2 separate regions of the Homo sapiens genome follow, and region 1 is linked to region 2. Evidence: chromatin loops called from intact Hi-C (ENCODE). Cell type or tissue: Calu3. All regions are shown on one strand. Each heading gives the region's core, and the rest is flanking DNA. Links, peaks and the distances in the headings are about the cores only. Region 1 has its middle 32 kb from the start of MIR4708. Region 2 has its middle 8.6 kb from the start of LINC02324.

The links. Hi-C counts contacts between places; a loop is a spot of excess contacts. Peaks named below come from ENCODE experiments on the same cell type or tissue, not always from the same donor. Only the 100,000 strongest peaks of a DNase experiment are listed, where the experiment ranks them.
Region 1: a loop joins it to region 2, with 5 times the contacts of the local background. A loop is called at or near these places in 10 of 110 quality-filtered maps.

What each region holds. Positions count from the first base shown.
Region 1 is chr14:65,298,200-65,308,575 of GRCh38, forward strand. No RefSeq gene overlaps it. Among named protein-coding and RNA genes, the nearest start is that of MIR4708, 32 kb to the right of the region's middle. RefSeq lists enhancers at 4,083-4,182, 4,203-4,272, 6,403-6,502 and a silencer at 4,753-4,852. In Calu3, for the core only: no CTCF peak of the experiment used is centred there; DNase peaks (open chromatin) are centred at 2,832 and 5,552.
Region 2 is chr14:65,225,729-65,236,104 of GRCh38, forward strand. It overlaps the pseudogene LOC100420096. Among named protein-coding and RNA genes, the nearest start is that of LINC02324, 8.6 kb to the left of the region's middle. RefSeq lists silencers at 1-17, 3,235-3,284 and an enhancer at 1-876. In Calu3, for the core only: no CTCF peak of the experiment used is centred there; DNase peaks (open chromatin) are centred at 4,103, 4,443, 4,883, 5,343 and 1 weaker place.

The DNA.
Region 1 (10,376 bases), core at 1,088-9,087, 73 kb after region 2:
CAGTGCTGTCTGTGTGTCCTCAATATCTCAAAGAAATTTTGTGTGACTGTGTCTACATCAGCTCTCCATCACCTAAGCCTCCTATCCTATCCTGTGTGATTAGGACTTAATCACAGCCATGGGATGCTGGGTGGGAAACAACTGGAGAGACATACACCCAGCAGTTACTTGAAACCACTCCTTCCCCCCACCAGAAGCCAAGGGCATTATTACCAACTAGTGTTTTTCAGTTTCTCTCTCTTATTTATTTATTTTTAGAGACAGGGTCTTGCTCTGTTGCCCAGGGTAGAGTGCAGTGGTGTAAGCATAGCTCATTGCAGCCTTGAACTCCTGGCTCAGTACATTGCAGCTAGCTATGGCTCTGCCCTGTATCAGAAAAATCCCTGGAGCTCGGCCTGGTTGCACACGCCTGTTGTCCCAGCTACTCAGGAGGCTGAGGCAGGAGGATGGCTTGAGCCCAGGAGTTTGAGGCTGCAGTACACTATCATTATGCCTGTCAATAGCCACATGGGCAATATAGCAAGACCCTGTCTCTAAATAAATAAATAAATTTTTAAAAAGAAAAGATCTCTTGGGGCTGGGCACAGTGGCTCACGCCTGTAATCCCAGCACTTTGGGAGGCCAAGGCAGGTGGGTCACCTGAGGTCAGGAGTTGGAGACTAGCCTGACCAACATGGTGAAACCCTGTCTCTACTAAAAATACAAACATTAGCCAGGCATGGTGGCGCAAGCCTGTAATCCCAGCTACTCAGAAGGCTGAGTGAGGCAGGAGAATCACTTGAACCCGGGAGGTGGAGGTTGCAGTGAGCGGAGATTGTGCCATTGCACTCCAGCCTGGGTGACAAGAGCGAAACTCCGTCCGAAAAAAAAAAAAAAAAAGAAAGAAAAGGAAAGAAAAGAAAAAAATCTTTGTAGACCTTGTCATTCCTCAGGGTTCCCCTCAGACATTTCTGTAAGTCATCAGGGGTGTCTCAGGTATGTTCACCAGTAAGTCCTCTTAGCCCAGGAGTTTGAGACTGTAGTACACTATCATTATGCCTGTCAATAGGCACCTGGGCAATATAGCAAGACCCTGTCTCTAAATAAATAAATAAATAAATATGTTTTTAAAAAGAAAAATCTCTGGAGACCTCCCACCTCAGCCTCCTGAGTAGCTGGGGCTACAGGCACGTTCGCCGTGCCAAGCTATTTTTTTTTTAATCTTTATTTTTGTAGAGATAGGGTCTCACTATGTTGTCCAGGCTGACCTCAAACTCCTGGCCTCAGTGATTCTCCCACATCAGCCTCCCAAGGTGCTGGGATTACAGATCTGAGCAACCCACCCAGCCTCTCACTCTCGTAGAAAGAGTCTTTTCTGGTGGCTTCCAGGTCCCTCATACAAAAAAAGGCTCCTGACAGGGTTCTCCACTGGCCCTATACCCAAGACCAGACATGAGCCCCCATCTAAAGACAGCTTGTTTCCAGCCCAGAGCCTCATCACTTTTAAAAGGGAAAAATTCGACAGTAAAAGCATTAACTTTCTTAGGCCTTTCAGATTTGATCAACTGAAAATTAATACCGAGAATTACAAAATTAAGGACTTCTTGGATAAACATTAGAAAAACAAAACTGATTAAGATTATTTGGTAAAAAGCAGAGGTAGAAAGTTCTACCCTTTAAGAACAGATTAGAGGAAAAATTGCACAGAAGCCGGTAAGGAAGGAGTTATCTGCAGAGCCGGTGTCTGATATGCAAAATGCTGATAAGGCTTAGAAACTCAGAAGACCTGAGGAGGCCCCCTTTGATACTGTTTGATAAAGCAACAAGCGCAATCACAGTGCCAGGGCCTGTGCTAGGAATTGTATGTACCCTGTCTTTAATCTTCAAACAACTCTGTGTTACTGGAAAAAACACCTGCCCACACCCACTCCCTCCCCTACTCACCCAACAGGGCCTGGGAGGAAAAGAAGTCCTGTTTCTCAGAGCAAATGTAACCTGGCAGCCCTTAAAAATACAATTGGTGGCCAGGCATGGGGGCTCATACCTGTAATCCCAGCACTTTGGGAGGCTGAGGCGGACAGATCACCTGAGGTCGGGAGTTCAAGACCAGCCTGACTAACATGGAGAAAACCTGTCTCTATTAAAAATACAAAAATTAGCCAGGCATGGTTGCACATGCCTGTAATCCCAGCTACTCGGGAGGCTGAGGCAGGAGAATCACTTGAACCCAGGAGGCAGAGGTTGCCGTGAGCTGAGATCGCGCCATTGCACTCTAGCCTGGGCAACAAGAGCGAAACTCTGTCTCAAAAAAAAAAAAATACAATTGGTAATTTTAAAGCTTTAGCAGAGTTCTTGGATATGTGGAGGGAGAGCAAAGTTTGCAGCAGGAACTGGAGAGAGATGAATTGGTTGCGTTATGTTATGCCGTTATTATCCCTTAGGAAGGATCTGTGTTTCCTCTAGAAGGTGAGGGCAGAGGAGGAAGAGAAAGGAAAGAAAAGGAAGACAAAGTGGCTCGAGAACATATCGGGAGACTGGATCCGGAACAGGGAAAAATGCCAAGGGACAGACAGACTGAGAGAATACATAATATGTATGTAGAGAGAGCTTATATCTATAGAGTGCCATATATGTGTGTGTGTGTGTGTGTGTGTGTGTGTGTGTGTGTGTGTGTGTGTGTGTGTATAAATTTAGTGTAGAGAAAGGATCTCGCTTTGTTGCCCAGACTGGTCCAAAACGCTTAACTTCAAGTGATCCACCCACCTCAGCTACCAAAGTGCTGGGATTACAGGTGTGAGCCACCACACCCAGCTAACAATATTGATTTTTTAGTATGCCTAGCAGGATATAAATCCCTCCATGCCAAGCTTGTCTAAACCGCGGCCTACGGACTGCATGTGGCCCAGGACGGCTTTGGATGTGGCCCAACACAAATTTGTATACTCTCTTAAAACATTATGAGATTTATGCACGGACCATTTTTTTTTTTTTTTTTTTTTAGTTCATCAGCTATCGTTAGTGTTAGTGTATTTTATGTGTGGCCCAAGACAATTCTTCTTCTTCCAATGTGGCCCAGGGAAGCCAAAAGATTGGATACCTCTGCTCTATGCAAAGCCTTAGGTGACTGAGTTTTTGTTGAAATTAAGGAAAGAACTGAGCTCTACAACTGGATTGACATGGCATAGGTTAGAGGCAGCGTGTGACAGGTGATGAGCCAATATTCCAGAATTTAAATAATCCTGGGGAAGTAGGAGCTCACAGCCTGGGTGATTGTATGCATAGGACGATTGTATGCATCTTCAGAAAGTTTTCAGAAATCCCAGGGGGGTAATGGACTGCCTATACCCCTGTGACGGGTATTTGAGGACATCTTACCTAAAAATTAAGGGCCAGGAAGACTCTCCAACCTCTGTTTATACCTAAAATTACATAGTATGTATGATTTTTGAATCAAGTTGTCATTTTGCATCACATTTATAAACATTTCCAATGTCATTAGAATGTCTTCACTTTTAAAGTTTAGCGCAATGTGGGTACACCTTAATTTTAATTCTATAAAATTGACTATTCTGGCTGTTTCCAGCCTTGTTTTATGTTTTGTGTTTTTTTGCAATTATAACTACCGCTATGATAAACATCTGCGCAATACATTTTTACTAGGCAGCAGCTTAACCATGCCAACGTAATCCAGACTGACCAGGATTCTCAAATTTAGTCTCCATCGAGAGACCAAATATGCAAATGGACAATGGCCAGACCATATATGAAAACTGAACTCTGATCCACAGCCTCTGTAGCGACCAGCCCAGGAAGCCAAACCACAGCCTCTATAGCAATCAGCCCCCAGTCAGGACTTGGTCAATCATTGCCAGGTTCCCTAAATTTTGGCCCTCCTTCCAACTCAGGACCAACCAGAGAAAGCCAGATATGCTCTCTACACCAATTCTATAGGGCACCCTGCTTCTCAGTAGCCTGCCTCCAGCTCTTTCATGCCAACAACCTCCTATCAGAGCACACCTGAAGCCCTCCCCTTTTTTTCTCACTCTAAAGCTTGCCTACTCCCCCGCCTGACTTTGACTATCTGCTAAAACCAAGTGCTAGTGGCTGACTCCCTCGCTATAGAGAGCTCTCCATAAATCTTCTCTGCTTGTTCTCATTCGGGTTTATGTCTACACTGAGATATGCAAAGCGTATCTCAGGTCAACCTGGTAGACACTGAACCCAAAGGACTATCACAGGCCAAACACTACATAGGAGGCTTTTCTATCATGAGCCATTGGAAAATTCCTGGCCATTTCTAGAAGGACATCTAGCAGAAAAACACCACCTCCACACGCCATGCATACCTACCAGATAGAAGGCCCTGGGCCCCATGTTGGCTTTGACCACTTCATGCCTTTGCAGTACCAGAAGCAGCAGAAGCAGAAAGCCACAGAAAATAAATCAGCTGCTGAGTTCAAATTGCTGCAGTCCATCACGCTGCCGTGTCGCCAGCTCGTGGTGCCAGGCCAATTACTACCACAAGCACTGAAGTCACTTTTCAAAACATGGTCAAACAAACTCCAGCAGGGCCAGCTAGGCGTTAAAACACTCAGACACAATTGTCAAAGCAAAGATTTATGTGCCAGTAAATAAAAGTCAGGGCTCCAGTTTAGTAATCACCTGGCCGACAGCCTGAAGGTTAACCCTTTCTGGACAGACCTGACCCACTGTCAATTCAGAGAGACAAGAATAAAGAGGGCAGAAGGGGATGGGGTGGGAGGGAGCAGGGTGGGGTCCAGTCAGACTGAAACTGGGGTGATTTTCTGTGCTGTCATTCCTAGGCCACCACAACTTTGGGGGCTGTGGGTGACTGTCAACTCAGATCATCTGTGAGGCAGGTGTGACTGTTTCCTATGTCTTCTTAAGCCTCTTAAGTTCACACAGTTACCCAGAACCATCAGGAAACGGAGATAGATTTTCTCCCACTGTGTCCAGCACTGAGGTTCCCTTAAGGTTTGCAAGTTTCTTTTTAGTATTTAACTCTTTGAAGGACACATGACAAGTAGACCCACCCTTATTTGATTAGGACTCCCTCACCAGGGGTGTTAGAAGTGCCATTGCAGATGCTTACATTCTAGGCACACAAGAAAAAATCTTAAAAGCTCCTCTCTAGCCCAGCATTCTGAGAAATGATGCTGTCTAACTTTAAATAGGCTTTTAAAGTCTATTAAGCATCATTTACAAATCCCACTGGGTTTTAATCTCTGCAAACCTTCCGAGTTGGTATCACCATTATCATTATTCCCTTCTGAGGCTCAGAGAGTTTAACTGACTTGCCCATGAGCACGAAGCTAGGAAGCGACACAGCTGGGGCTCATCTGACTCCAGAATCCAGTGGTACTTTGGGGATGGGGCTGGAGGGTTAGGGGTGGGAGGCGGGTAGGAAATCCAGCTTTCACTAGAGCTGGAGGTGTTTGCCCTAAGCTTCCTGATACAAGGGGAGGGTGGTGATTTTGAGGGTTTACAAGGCTCACAGGGAGACCCATGGCTGGAAATCACCTCTGGGTTCTCTTCAAGCCCCGGAAAGGGAGTGCCCGAATGAAACAGCTCTTCTGGTATTTTAATGGAACAAAAAGCCCGAAATACAAGGAGCTGGCTGGTTGCTGGGACGGCCCCTAACTTACTCTTTAACTGTAATGAACTGGTCATTTCCTGGATGTAAAGGAAAAGTTTAAGAAAAAAGTGACAGAGAAACCCCCTCCCAGCCCCCCAGCCCCCCAGCCCAGCCAGCTGCAGCGAGGAAAACAAATGAGCTTCTATAGATGGAATCCTTTGTTTGAATAGAGGCTAATTGTGGCTCCTCTGCTTGTAACCTGGGGTCAGGTGGCTGACACCCAAACGGTTCCCTCAAGGCAGTAACTACGAGCCCCTGGAAGAATGAGCACACTGGGACTCGGGAAGGGACCACTTACAAGAAAGGTCTGAATCTGGAAGAAGCAAAGGATCAAGTCAGACGTGTGAAGAATAAGGAGCCCGTGGATCTAGAGAGAAAGAACATTTTTCTGTGAAGAGTTTCCCCTCCTTATCCTCTCTCCCTGCCACATTTAGGTAAAAAGACCCAGTGATAAATAGCACCTGCCAGCCATGGTAGGCATGACCAGAGTGGCATGCGGCCTGTGCATAGGGTGCTGGATGAGGGCAGAGGCACCCATGGAGGTGCAAGCCTGTTTCGCTGCCCCTCCTGACCCCAGCATCCCTAGCCACCAGTGTGATAAAGTGAGTGCCTCCAGAGGGCAGGAAGGCAGAGACCCTGCCCAGCCCCTTCTCCTGTCCTCTGGCCTCCTCATCTGCCTCGCGCCACTTCCTTCCACCTAGCTCTTCTCTCTTGGCCAGCCTCCCACATGCAGGTGCCAGTGAGAATAACACTTGCACTTAGATTGATTCTGTATTTTCTCTCCTTTTTTTTTTTTTTTCTTTTTTGAGACGGAGTCTCTCACTGTGTCACCCAGGCTGGAGTACAGTGGTGTGATCTCGGCTCACTGCAACCTCCGCCTCCCAGGTTCAAGCAATTCTGCCTCAGCCTCCTGAGTAGCTGGGATTGCAGGCACCCGCCACCACGCCCAGCTAATTTTTGTATTTTTAGTAGAGACAGGGTTTCACCATATTGGCCAGGCTGGTCTCGAACTCCTGACCTCGTGATCCGCCTGCCTCGGCCTCCCAAAGTGCTGGGATTATAAGTGTGAGCCACTGTGCCCAGGCTTCTCTCCTTTTTACTAAGCTGTCCAGGACACGGTCCCCTCAGGGTGCTAAACACCCTCCTGGCCTGAGAACAAAAGAGAACAGAGCTGGAAGTGGAGGAAGCTATTCTTCTGCTTTTCTTGATCTCTGATCCTATCCCCTTCTAGCATCCCAGTCAGCTTGTGCCCCCTGAGTGGCATCTTCCTGCTGTGGGACTCTTGTGAAAGCCACGTCAGGGCCCTGTGGTAGTGAGGGGGAGAGAGCTACCAGTGACTCTGATGGGAAGGAGATCTCCCTGTGCTGTCGCCATCACAGGGCTGGGCCATGTGCTTCAGAGACTGCCTGAGAGAAGGGAGCTCAGGATGTTTGAGGTGGGACTGAGTTTTGACCTGAAGACTTTTGAAATGTTTGTGAAAAGAGGAGAAAACACACAGGGAAATTCAACAATAAACCTAGGCTTTTAAAAGAATCCAGAAGTGAGTCTTGAATTTTCTAAGAGGCAAGACATGGATACAACTTTAGGGCAGATGGTTACTTAGTTTTGGAAAAACCAGTGTAATGGCTCATTTAATTATGCAAATGTGGGGATATAGTAGCTGGAAGGGAAAAGTGCTCTGGAGGTAAAGTGAATGGGTGTGTCTGTGTTAGAGTCTGCCATAGATCTCTGCTGCTTCCTTAGGAAAAACTAGATTTGCTGAGAAAGAAGTTGACCTGTGCCAGACCGATGCTACATTGTAGCTGCCTGTGTTCTTGTAGCACTCATCATAGATGAAGACTCTGCTTTTGTGAAGTCTTTGTGGGGACTGGGAACACACAGTTGAGATTTTTTTTTTTTTTTTTTTTTTTTTTTTGAGACAGAGTCTCGCTCTGTCACCCAGGCTAGAGTGTGCAGTGACGTCATCTCGGCTCACTGCAATCTCCGCCTCCCAGGTTCAAGCGATTCTCCCACCTCAGCCTCCTGAGTAGCTGGGATTACAGGTGTCTGCCACCACGCTCGGCTAATTTTTTGGGTATTTTTAGTAGAGATGGGGTTTCACCATGTTGGCCAGGCTAGTCTTGAACTCCGACCTCAGGTGATCTGCGTATCTCGGCCTTCCAAGTGCTGGGATTACAGTCGTGAGCCACAATGCCTGGCCAGTTGGGGAGATTCTATATGCAGCCCAGCCCTACAGACTGCTTTGGGATTCCCAGGAGAGACCCTGTTGGCCAAGACATTGGTGTCCCCATTATGGGCATTACTAATAATGAGGCCCTTTTGAGTGGCTTCTCTAGTATCAAACATTCACTAGGTAAGGCTTAGGATTTCTTTCTTTTCTTTTCTTTTTTTTTTTTTTTTGAGACAGGGTCTCGCTCTGTCGCCCAGGCTGGAGTACAGTGGCGCAATCTCGGCTCACTGCAACCTCTGCCTCCTGGGTTCAAGTGATTCTCTTGCCTCAGCCTGCTGAGTAACTGGGATTACAGGCACACGCCACCACGCCCAGCTAATTTTTTTGTATTTTTAGTAGAGACAGGGTTTCACCATGTTGATCAGGCTGGTCTTGGACTCCGGTTCAGGAGTTCTTATCCTGAGTCCGTGGACCCGCCGTGAGGTCAGTGAATAAAATTCAGAGACTCTATGTACTTGAATGAAAAAAATATATATATTTTTTACTAACTTCTAAATGATTTTAGCGTTTTCTTGAGTAGTAATACAGGTAAGAAACTACAGTCATATTAGCAGAACTGGTGACTTTATCACTGCTATGGTTTAGATATGGTTTCTTTGGTCCCCCCCCAAAGAAATTGATCCCCAGTGTTGGAGGTGGGGCCTAATAGGTTTTAGGGTCATGGGGCTGAATCCCTCATGACTGGCTTGGTGCCTCCTCGAGGTAATGAGTTCTCACTCTACTAGTTCTTATAAGAGCTGATGGTTAGAAAGAGCCTGGCACCTTCCCCCTCTCTCTTGCTTCCTCGCTCACCACATGATTTCTAAACACCAGCTCCCCTTTGCCTCACACCATGAGTGGAGGCAGCCTGAAGCCCTCACCAGAAGCAGATTCTTATGCCATGCTTCTGGTACAGCCTGCAGAATCATGAGCCACATCAACCACGTTTCTTTATAAATTACCCAGCCTCAAGTATTTCTTTATAGCAACAAAAAACAGACTAAGATAGTCACCAATAGAAACTATGGATATTTTCATGTCACCTTACTGTTGTTAATGTTATCTTGAAGTATTGTGTACATTTATTACTGCTTGAAATTTACAGTAGCTATTAGGCCTGTCCCTAGAAACTGGCAGGGTTAAACTCAACTTCCAGTTGGCATCAGGTGATAGAATCACTTGCAGGTGGTTTAACACTGGACTGGACTCAATCCTTGGCTCAGGCCATCCTGAAAGCCTATAAGCTACTGATCCATTTGGGGAAAGGGGAGAGTACCTACGCAGTATTTACAGCCAATGCACCTATCTTGAACACAACTCATTTTACCAGTGAAAATTAATATCTAACATTTATTATGCTAGCTAACAAGCCCTCTGGTGTTAATATGAAATAAAGATGGTTGAAGTTGTAGTGGTGTGGCCCTCTGGTTAGATCTTTTTTGCTTAGAGTTCTGCTTATAATCTTTCAGATGTTATTCATTCCTGAAGAGTGCCTTTCCTTTAGAAGACACCAAATGTTAATTAACTGCTCCCAGTGTGTAGATGACATATATATCATATTAATTATGCTGAAATATTTAAAAGTAAATGATCACAATATAATGCAAATCAAAGCTGACCCAGAAGTTTGGTAGAAATTGTAGGTTATCTGACACATCCAGTGAATCCTTGTGCTTCTTTTGGGTAGCTAAACATCAAATGTCTTCTTGAATTTATAGTCGAAACCACTTGGGAAACAGCACCAGGTACGTGGCCTCATGTATTAGTCTGTTCTCATGCTGCTATAAAGAACTGCCTGAGACTGGGCAATTTATAAAGGAGAGTGGTTGGTTTTGTTTGTTTGTTTGTTTGGTTTTTTTTTTGAGATGGAGTCTCGCTCTGTCGCCCAGGCTGGAGTGCAGTGGGGTGATCTCAGCTCACTGCAAACTCCGCCTCCCGGGTTCACGCCATTCTCCTGCCTCAGCCTCCCGAGTAGCTGGGACTACAGGCGCCCGCCACTAAGCCGGGCTAATTTTTTTTGTATTTTTATTAGAGACAGGGTTTCACCATGTTAGCCAGGATGGTCTCGATCTCCTGACCTCATGATCCATCCAATTAAACCAAGAAAGTGGTTTAATTGACTCAGTTCAGCAGGGCTGGAGAAGCTTCAGGAAACTTAAAATCGTGGCAGAAGGGAAAGCAAACACATCCTTCTACACATGATGGCAGGGAGAAGATTGAGAGCTCAGTAAAGGGGGAAGCCCCTTATAAAATGATCCGATATCATGAGAACTCACTCACTATCATGAGAATAGCATGTGGGAAGCCACCCCCATGATTGAATTACCTCCCACTGGGTCTCTTCTACCACTTGTGGGGATTATGGGAACTACAATTCAAGATGAGATTTGGGTGGGGACACAGCCAAACCATATCACCTCACATATTACTGTACCCCTTGGTCAAGAGTGGACTGTCAGAGCAAGTCTGGCAAACTGTCTAATGCTGGGTCATTAGAAAAAGAAATTCCTGGAGCAGGAAACCACTGCTGCA
Region 2 (10,376 bases), core at 894-8,893:
TAGTAACTAAATTATTCAGTCCCATAACTTCTTGCTTTAAAGTTGAAACTTCTCCCCCATCCCAGCTCAGGATCCTTGAAAGGTGAAGACAAAGGAGACTGGGGAAAGGGTATGTGGTCAGCTGCTAACATTTCTCCTCCTCCTTCCCCAGATTACTAGCCATGAGTCCTGCCTCTTTCAGAGCTGGAGTCCTGCAAATGAGAAGAGGCCAGGGAAGCAGGAAAGTTCTTGCTTGACTGGCCCTGGCTTGGGAATTTAGCATCTGCTCGCTCTGGACTTGGCAAATAATTGACAGCTGACTCTCACCAGGTCTTTGCAGTGACCTTCCGGCCACTGAGGAGCTCTTCCCTGCAGTTTGCTTCACAGGACAAATGCTTTCCATGCTTGCTACTCACTCACTCCTTCCTCAACCCTCTGAACCTGGTGATACCTTGAGCTTCTCTCTGAGAGGCCAGTTTGCCCCTCCATGCAGCACTCTTGAACAATCTAAGATAACCCCTCACTGCCAGGCCTTTCCTGGATGTGGCCCACATTGGCCACACACATACACACACCCTCTATCATGACAAATTTGGAGAGCACAGGGTGTCCTAGCCTCCTCCTTTGGCCTCCACCTTACTCCACAGTCAAAGCTAGGGTCAGCCTATTGCTGTCCTTTGGCTTTTTCAGATGGGAACTGGACGCCTGTGCACTGAGTTCCCTAAGCTACAAGAAATGTGTATTAAGCCCTCTCAGTGGACAATTGAAACCCCATTCCCTGAGCTTGTGATGAGGTCCCTATACTTCCTCTCTTCTCCTATGGGACTCACAACCCACCAAAAACTATGTCCGGAAATCCTCCTTTCTCATCTGCCAGACTGGCCATTCTATCACCATGAATGCAGAGTGCAAGAGTCAAAACTAGTTAGTTTTTTCTTGCCTGCTTTCTCCCCACTCTGCACGTGGTCTTGTGCCTAGCTTAAAATGCCATTGCTATTGTCTTCAGGCCTTAGCAGAACTTCTTTGTTAATATCTTGTTACATGTTTACGTTGAGAAAAAAATGAATAAAGTAACCGGATTGCTTTATTATTCTACAAGCAACAATATGCTCAAAGCTTCATATTCTCAAAGCTTCCAAACACGAGTAAAATGGCTAGAACATGACTTTTTAGGTCCTGCAGGAACTGTTCAGATAGAGGAGAGGAGAAATGTTGCGAAACTTCCTCCAGGGCTTTGGAATCATCTCTCAGCTGAAATTACTAAACTCTTTCTAATCCTTTGGAGAAGGATCTAAAACTCTGGGACGGTTTCAAGGGTTACCATCTACCTCACTGGTTTACCATGAGGATTAAATCAGATAATGGTATATGCAAACATAATTTGTAATTGTGTAAACTAGAAGGTAAACACACAGACGTGTATGGGACAATCATAGCTATGGATACTTTAAAGGAATTTTAATTACCTAGAATTTCTAAAGAGCTCTCAGCAGGTATTTACAGTTCAAAGAGGAAATTTTGCTCTTTCAGACTAGATCTGGAGCAAACAATGGGGCTGTTTGGCAAGTGTTTCTGAGAAAACAGTCCACCTAGAGTGTACATTAGCAACAGTGAGAGATTACAGGGTAGGTGGCAGACAGGGCCCACCCCAGGTGTGGCCTACCCCAGGGTCACCTGCATGCTGTTCTCAGTGTACCTGCTCTGGCCTTCGGAGAGGGCTTGTCCCTCAGGCGGAGAGGCAGTGAATCCCCCAGGAGCGGTCTTACTGATGCAGGATGGGGCAAAGTTCCCCAGGGACCATTCTGAGGTGTGTTCCAATTTCTCAGGGCCTGCCCTTCCATGGTAACCTGTTCCCCAGCACCTTTATTGACTTGCCTCCCTTCCCTACCTCTTTCCTCATTCTCTCAGAGCTTTCTAGGATCACAAACCAACTGCTTGCACTCAAACCTTTGCCCCAGCTTCCTTCGCACCAAGCGTGATCTTAATCATTTTTCCCAATACTTCATTCATAGTAATTTTTTTTTATTTTTATTTTTTTGAGATGGAATCTTGCTCTGTTGCCCAGGCTGGAGTGCAGTGGCGCGATCTCGGCTCACTACAAGCTCCACCTCCCGGGTTCACACCTTTCTTCTGCCTCAGCCTCCCGAGTAGCTGGGACTACAGGCACCTGCCACCACGCCTAGCTAATTTTTTGTATTTTTAGTAGAGACAGGGTTTCACTGTATTAGCCAGGATGGTCTCCATCTCCTGACCTCGTGATCCGCCCGCCTTGGCCTCCCAAAGTGCTGGGATTACAGGCGTGAGCCACCGTGCCCAGCCCATTCATAGTAATCTTAAAAGTATGTGCTGTTGGCTGAGCATGGTGACTCACGCCTGTAATCCCAGCACTTTGGGAGGACAAGACAGGCAGATCACCTGAGGCTGGGAGTTCGAGACCAGCCTGACCAACATGGAGAAACCCCGTCTCTACTAAAAATACAAAATTAGTCGGGCGTGGTGGCACATGCCTGTAATCCCAGCTACTCGGACGGCTGAGGCAGGAGAATCGCTTGAACCTAGGAGGAGGAGGTTGTGGTGAGCTGAGATCACGCCATTGCACTCCAGCCTGGGCAACAAGAGTGAAACTCTGTCTCAAAAAAACAAAAAGTAGGTGCTGTTATGATTCCTTACTTTATAGATGAGGAAACTGAGGCACCGAGACTTGCTGAAGGTCACATAACTTGCAAATGATAGAGCAATTTGCTTCTAGAATCCACACTCTCAATTACTCACTGTACTTTTCCAACTATTGACTACCAAATAAGCCGACCCAGGGAGCCTGGTATCATTCATCGAATTGTTTTGAGAAGCCTAACTCAGGGATTGCTGAAAGGCAGAAGAGTGTAGTAAGATCAGTGAAGATTTGAGAACTGAAAGCCTGAGTGCAAAACCACATTCTACCTCCACTTATCAGCTGAATGACCTCAGGCAAATCACTTCTGTGACTCTCAGTTTAAACCTTACTTGTAACACCAAGTGATGGTGGGGTAGTGAAAAATCATGCCTGACTTATGGGGTTTTGGTGAGGTTGAAATGAGGTGAAGCTTTGGAGCATTTGGCAAACTGTGATGGAAGATTCTGGATGCCATGACACCTGGCTTCTGATTCCTTCCTCTGTAGAGCCAGCCCTTTAGCCCATCTTCCAGGACATAGGACTGTCACCTGCTCCTTCCTTAAAAGAGTCAGTGTGATGTAAGTTAGGATGATGTAGGTGTGTAGTGTGCTTGTTAGCATGGTGTAGGTTTGGTATGGTGTAAGTATTGTATAATGGTGGAAGTTTGGAATCTGATAGTAATCCGAATCCCAGCTCTGCTATTTCTACCTTTAAAAAAAACCCCCCACAAAACAGACCAAAAAACGGCCAGGTCATTGCATCTGTGCAAGGGCTCAGTTTTTTCATCTGTAAAATGGGAATAGTAAGACAGGCCTGTGGAAAGGGCTAAGGCATTGCACAGAAAATGCTTAGCACAGCCCAGCACGTGTTCGTGCTCAAAACATGGGAGTTAATTATTACTATTGAGTTTATGTGGGAAAAATAGAGCTATCCAAAGACGGGAAAAATAGAGCTATCCAAAGACAGGAAAAAAGAAGGTTGATTTGACTGATTTCACAGGATATTTATTATGAGAATTATTAGGTTTCTCCATCCACTCGAGAGAAAGTGAGAAAGCCTCAATCTGTCATTGTGTTCCTGTCTACATTCAAATTCCACACATCTTAGTGGGGGTTAAGGATAGGGAGGGTTGGAAGAGAAAATAGTTTTGGAAGCCATTATGGAAAGCAACAATGACACAACACAAAAGAGAGCTATAGCAGTGAACACCCATTGAATTCCTTAAATATAAACAAAAGCTTTATTTCTGAATCTTGCCTCCCTCCACCCCAATCAAACAAGAAGAATGTGGGGAGGCAGCGGAGGGGGGCTGTGAAGAGGGCTGGGTAGGAGTGCAGGGAGACAGCAGGGCTAAAAAGACCTCCCTCTGCAGCCGGGGGTGGAATATGCAAGGGGCTGGGCCGGGGCAGAAATGTGGGCGCGGAGGGAAAGAAGGTCGGAGCCACAGGGGAGGTGAAAGAGAAAGCCGGCTATGGCCTCCTGACTGAGCAGCGCGCCTGATCCGTGGCTCCCTTCCTCCGTGGGCCCGCCCAGCCCTAGGGGTTCACGGGAGAGGACCTGTTGGTCTCCCTGGCTCTGTGAGAACCACTTTACTTTGCTCAGGGGGCTTAAGTGCCTATTTGAAACTCAGCACTTGTTAACTTGTCACGGCATAAAAGAAGGGAGAGAGGCCTGACATTTTCCCAACCCCTGAAAGTGAAAGAAGAAAGGGCTCTTTACTTTCAGGGCCACATCCTGAATGACGGGGTCAGTGTCTGCAACTGATCCGTGTGGGCGCAGACTTCTAATTATTTCCTGGATAACCTGTTATCTATTATCCATCGGGCTGCTTGCCAGAGTATGCTAATGTCTCCATCGTTTCTGGTCTGGATTCTGAGGAGCGGGTTTTTGTTTTTTGTTTTAAAGGGGAAGTAGAGTTGGGGGGCAGGCAGCTGTAAGATTCCCGGTAGCAGGAAGGCTGTCCTCTCCTCTGCCGTTAGACTGCATGATGGGGAGCAATGCCCAGGAACCCACGCTGATGCCCCGCGGAAACCGGCAGTCACTCCTCTTTCTCTTGGCTACTTGACTTACGCTCTTCTGGGAGTCTTAGCTTTATCGGAAACTTCTGGAAAAGCTTCTGAGAGAGAAATGTTTTTCTGGACTGCTCTCATTTGCTTGGAGAACAAGGAAACTCTTCAAATAACGTTTTGTTTGGGGACAGGAGGGAAGGGAGGGAGTCAGAATTCAATAGGCCTGTTCTTCTGTTGAGTGGGGGCAGAACTTGGCTGTCATCCAGGTGAGCTCCGTATCAACCATCAGTTACACCCCTGGCCTCTATTATTTGTACTAAGGCACAATGAAATGTCATTGAGTGGGAGGAGTACACAACTATAGGGCATAATTCTTTTTCTTATTATAAAAATAGCATACTTCTGATTCAAGCAACAGAGTCAGAAAAATAAGTACATTTAAAACATTAAAAAATTTTTAAGGTATTGCATGTTTATTTTAAAAATTGAAACTCATACACTGTATACATGTATCAAAATATCACAGTTTCCCATAAATATGTACAATTATTATGTGTCAATTAGAAATAATGATAAAAGCCTGTAATCCTAGCACTTTGGAAGGTGGAGGTGGGCGGATCACTTGAGGTCAGGAGTTCAAGACCAGCCTGGCAAACATGTATAAACCCTGTCTCTACCAAAAATACAAAAATTAGCCGGGCGTGGTGGCAGGCGCCTGTAATTCCAGCTACTGGAGAGGCTGAGGCAGGAGAATTGCTTGAACCTGGGAGGTGGGGGTTGCAGTGAGCTGAGATTGCGCCACTGCACTCCAGCCTGGGTGACACAGCGAGACTCCTTCTCAAAAAATAAAAAATAAAAAAATTATAATAATGATAAAAGCCAAAAAAAAAATTGAAAACTCCAAGAAGAGCAAAAAGAAACCCAAAAGTTCATTCCACAGAGATAATCACTGTTAATATTTTGGTGTATCTTCTTCAACCTTTTAAAATAATGCTAATTTATATCTGCAAGAAACAGGGTGTTTGATTTAAAAGAATACAATGGTGCCCTGTGATTGTTTGGCTGCATCTAGGAGATAATGTGTCCTTTAGCATTGGGGATTAGGATTAACTTTCTCAAATCCTCAGAGGGTCAGTTTTATGAGGCTAAGATAAAGCAAGGCTCCTAGTCCAGCGGGCTCCAGTAGTGTCTAAAATCCAGGACCTTTGGTTTTAAGCACTTATTTCACTTATGTGCATGAAAAGAAGGAGGAAGTTCAGGTGAAGCTGCCCAGGAGTAGAGAAAGACTGCATGTGAATTCATGTGATCAGAAAGCAAACAGGCAGATACTGAACCAGCCGTCCCATGGTAAACATCTAGAAAACTAGACAAAGTACATGAAACGACTGTGTTCACACATCTCAGATATTTCCTGAGAGAAGTGAAACAAATGAGGCGATCCCTACATTGCCGCAGCTTTTTGCCTAGAAGCACATTCCAGACTACTACCTGGAGACGGGAAGCCAAGCAGAACACAGAAGTCTTGCTGAGTTGAGGAGACAGAGACCCAAGGTGGTTGGAATTTGCCAGGCAGATTACCAGGGAGGAGAGAACTGCACAAAGACCTCTAGACACTTGACAAAAGTACTTGTCTAAAGTATTTGGTTGAATACTAGGCTACACATGCCCATGGTAAGGCTCCATGAGTCTGGATAAATAGCAACAATGGGAAATAACAAATACTGGTGAGCTATAAACTGAGCGCTTCCAGAAGCCTATACGTAGTTGGAAGTTTTTTGAGCTCTAGCCAGCTAGCCAGCTAGAATAAATTATTTATTTATAATAATAAACTATTTATTATTAAATATAATAAACTATTGTAGCCAGCTAAAATAAATAGTTCAGTGGGGTCTCACTGAACACCTGGGACATTTAGTAGAGACCCCAGAAAACCTAGGCCTTAGGAGTAAGACTTAACTAGCTCTAGAGAGAAGGTTTCTCTAGGCCTGCTCTCACAAAGCTTGAAAACAAGCCCCAAAAGGATCATGATGATCATTAAGAAACTTAAACTACCTCACTAAAATAAAAAGGACAGTCTCTCAACACCATAACCCTTATAATGTTCAGCATCCACTAAAAAGTTTTTTTTTTTTAGGCGGAGTCTTGCTCTGTCACCCAGGCTGGAGTGCAGTGGCGTGATCTCTGCTCACTGCAAGCTCCGCCTCCCGGGTTCATGCCATTCTCCTGTCTCAGCCTCCCTAGCAGCTGGGACTACGGGCGCCCACCACCATGCCCGGCTAATTTTTTGTATTTTTAGTAGAGACGGGGTTTCACCGTGTTAGCCAGGATAGTCTCAATCTCCTGACCTCGTGATCCTCCTGCCTCAGCCTCCTAAAGTGCTGGAGTTACAGGCATGAGCCACCACACCGGGCCTAAAAAGTTTCTTTAAAATTTTTTTTTGGGCCGGGCATGGTGGCTCATGCCTGTAATCCCAGCACTTTGGGAGGCCGAGGCGGGTGGGTCACCTGAGGTCAGGAGTTCGAGACTAGCCTTGGCCAACATGGTGAAACCCCATCTCTACTAAAAATACAAAAATTAGTCCGGCATGGTGGCACATGCCTGTAATCTCAGCTACTCAGGAGGCTGAGGCAGGAGAATCGCTTGAACCTAGGAGGTGGAGGTTGCCGTGAGCCAAGATGGTGCCATTGCACTCCAGCCTGGGTGACAAGAGTGAAACTTCGTTTTAAAAAAATTTTTAATTTTTCATTTTTGGGGTTACATAGTTGTGTATATATTTATGCGGTACATGAGATACTTTGATACAAGCATGGAATGCATAATAATCCCATCATGGAAAATGGCATATCCTTCTCCTCAAGCATTTATCCTTTGTGTTACAAGCAATCTAATTACATTCTTTTAGTTATTTTAGAATGTATAATTAAATTATTTTTTATTATAGTCTCCCTATTCTATCAAATACTAGGTCTTATTCATTCTTTCCAACTTTTTTTTGGTACCCATTACCCTACTCTACCTCTCCCCCATCTCCTCCCTGCCCCCCGCCACAAGCCTTCCCAGCCTCTGGTAACCGTCCTTCTAACTGACTTATCTCCATGAGTTCAATTGTTTTGATTTTTACATCCCACAAATAAGTCAGAACATGTAATGTTTGTCTTTCTGTGCCTGGCTTATTTCATTTAACATAATGACCTCCAGTTCCAGCCATGTTGCAAATGATAGGATCTCATTCTTTCTCAAAGCTGAATAGTACTCCATTGTGTATATCTACCACGTTTTCCTTATGCATTCATCTGTGGATGGATATTTAGGTTGGTTTCAAATCTTGGCTATTGTGACAGTGCTGCAACAAACATGGGAGTGCAGACATCTCTTCAATACACTGATTTCCTTTCTTTTAGGTTCATACCCAGCAGTGGGATTGCTGGACCATATGGTAGCTATATTTTTAGTTTTTTGAAGAACCTCCAAACTGTCCTTCAGAGTGCTTGTACTAATTTACATTCCCACCAACACTGTACATGGATTCTCTTTTCTCCACATCCTCACCAGCATTTATTATTGCCTGTCTTTTGTATATAACCCATTTTGACTGGGGTGAGATGATATCTCACTGTGGTTTTGATCTGCATTTCTTTGATTATCTGTGATGTTGAGCACCTTTTCATATACCTGTTTGCCATTTATGACTTCTTTTGAGAAATGCCCATTCAAGTCTTTTGGGCATTTTTTATTGGAGTATTAGATTTATTTTCCTGTAGAGTTGTTTGAGCTCCTTCTATATTCTGATTGTTAATCCTTTGTCAGATGGGTAATTTGCAAATATTTTCTCCCGTTCCGTAGGTTGTCTCTTCACTTTGTTGGTTGTTTCCTTTGCTGTGCAGAAGCTTGTTAACTTGACGTGATCCCATTTGTCCATTTTTGCTTTGGTTGTCTGTGCTTGTGGGGTATTACTCAAGAAATATCTTCCCCAACCAATGTCCTGGAGAGTTTCCCCAATGTTTTCTTTTAGTAGTTTTATAGTTTGAGGTCTTAGATTTAAGTCATTAATCCATTTTGATTTGATTTTTGTAGAGACAGAAGGGAGGGTTAAAGGGGAGGAAAAGCAGTCTTTCAGTCCACCTTTCCCCTCCTGGGTACCTTCTGGACTAATCCCTGCTCAGTAGTGGAAGCAGAGGGGGCTCCTTCCCTGCATCCTGTCTCCAATGCCTCCAAGGCGCCTGGGGAGGACAAGCGTGAGGAGGAGAGGGAGTGGATGTTGGGTCCTCTGCCAACCAAGCCAGGACAGGGAAGGGGGTTGGCTTTTCCCTTGGGCCAGCAGAGGTCCCTCAGCAGAGAGAGAAGGAGGACCACTTCACTGGCAAGGTCAGGAGCAGTATCAGCACCAAGGGTAAGACTAAACTTAGCAAGGCATACTGAGAGATGCACACTGAGGTCAACGAGACATTAGAACTCACTGGTGAGTTGGACTCCTAGGAGCAAGGGGTGCTCAGCTTTCCAAGTGTTAGAGGGCAGTACCCCTTGGGTTCGGACTGACCTCTCTGCAGCACCACGGGGTCCTGTCCCAGCTCTCAGCAGGCATTGGGGCCCTGGCTCTGCTACAGCAGGGGCTACATAGCTCTCTGCTGTTGGGGTTGCACTGCCCAGGAGAACACTCTTGGAATGAGTGTATTAAGAGATTGCAGTGGTCATTGAAACTGCAGTTTTCCACAACCTCATAGTATAGTGGGAGAGCTGGGCTCCAGTGTCTAAAAAGTTTCCTGACATCCGAAAAAGCAGGAAAAATGTACTGAGAGAGATGATGCAATTAGTAGGCAAGAAACTTAAAGCAGCTATTGTACGTATGCTCAAAGATTTAAAGGAAAACATAAATATAATGAAGAGAGAAATAGAAACTATAAAAAGGAAACAAATGGAACTTTTAGAACTGAAAAAATACATCTGAGATGAAAAATTAGGTACTGCAAAGGAACTTGAAGACATAGCCATAGAAACTATCCAAAAGGCAGCACACAAAGAAAAAGAAGGAGCAAAGTCTCAGTGATCTGTGGGACATCTCAAGGTCTGATATACATGTAATGGGAGTACATGTATATGGCAAGAGGCAAGAGGCAGAAAAAAATATTTGACGAAGTAATAGTTGAAAAACCTTCCAATTTCAACCCATAGAGTCAAGAAATTTAACCATTCCCCTAGCAGAATAAATACAAAGAAAACTACATGAAGGCAGTCAAATTGCTGAAAACCAATGATACAAAGAAAGTCTTTAAAACAACCAGAGAGGCCGGGCACAGTGGCTCATGCCTGTCATCCCAGCACTATGGGAGGCCAAAGTGGGTGGATCATGAGGTCAGGAGTTTGAGACCAGCTTGGCCAACACGGTGAAACCCCATCTGTACTAAAAATACAAAAAATTAGCTGGGTGTGGTGGCGGGTAACTGTAATCCCAGCTACTCGGGAGGCTGAGGCAGGAGAATGGCGTGAACCTGGGAGGCAGAGCTTGCAGTGAGCCAATATGGTGCCACTGCACTCCAGCCCAGGCGACAGTGCAAGACTCCGTCTCCAAAAAAAAACCAAAAACAAAACAAAACAACAACCAGAGAAAAAAGACACAGAAAGCAAATCAGAGGTTGCCCGGGGTGGAGAGATTATGACGCAGGTGTTCCATGTCTTCACAGCAGTGGTAATGGTGGTGGTTGTGGTGTATGTGTGTTTGGATTTTAGAAATCATTAGT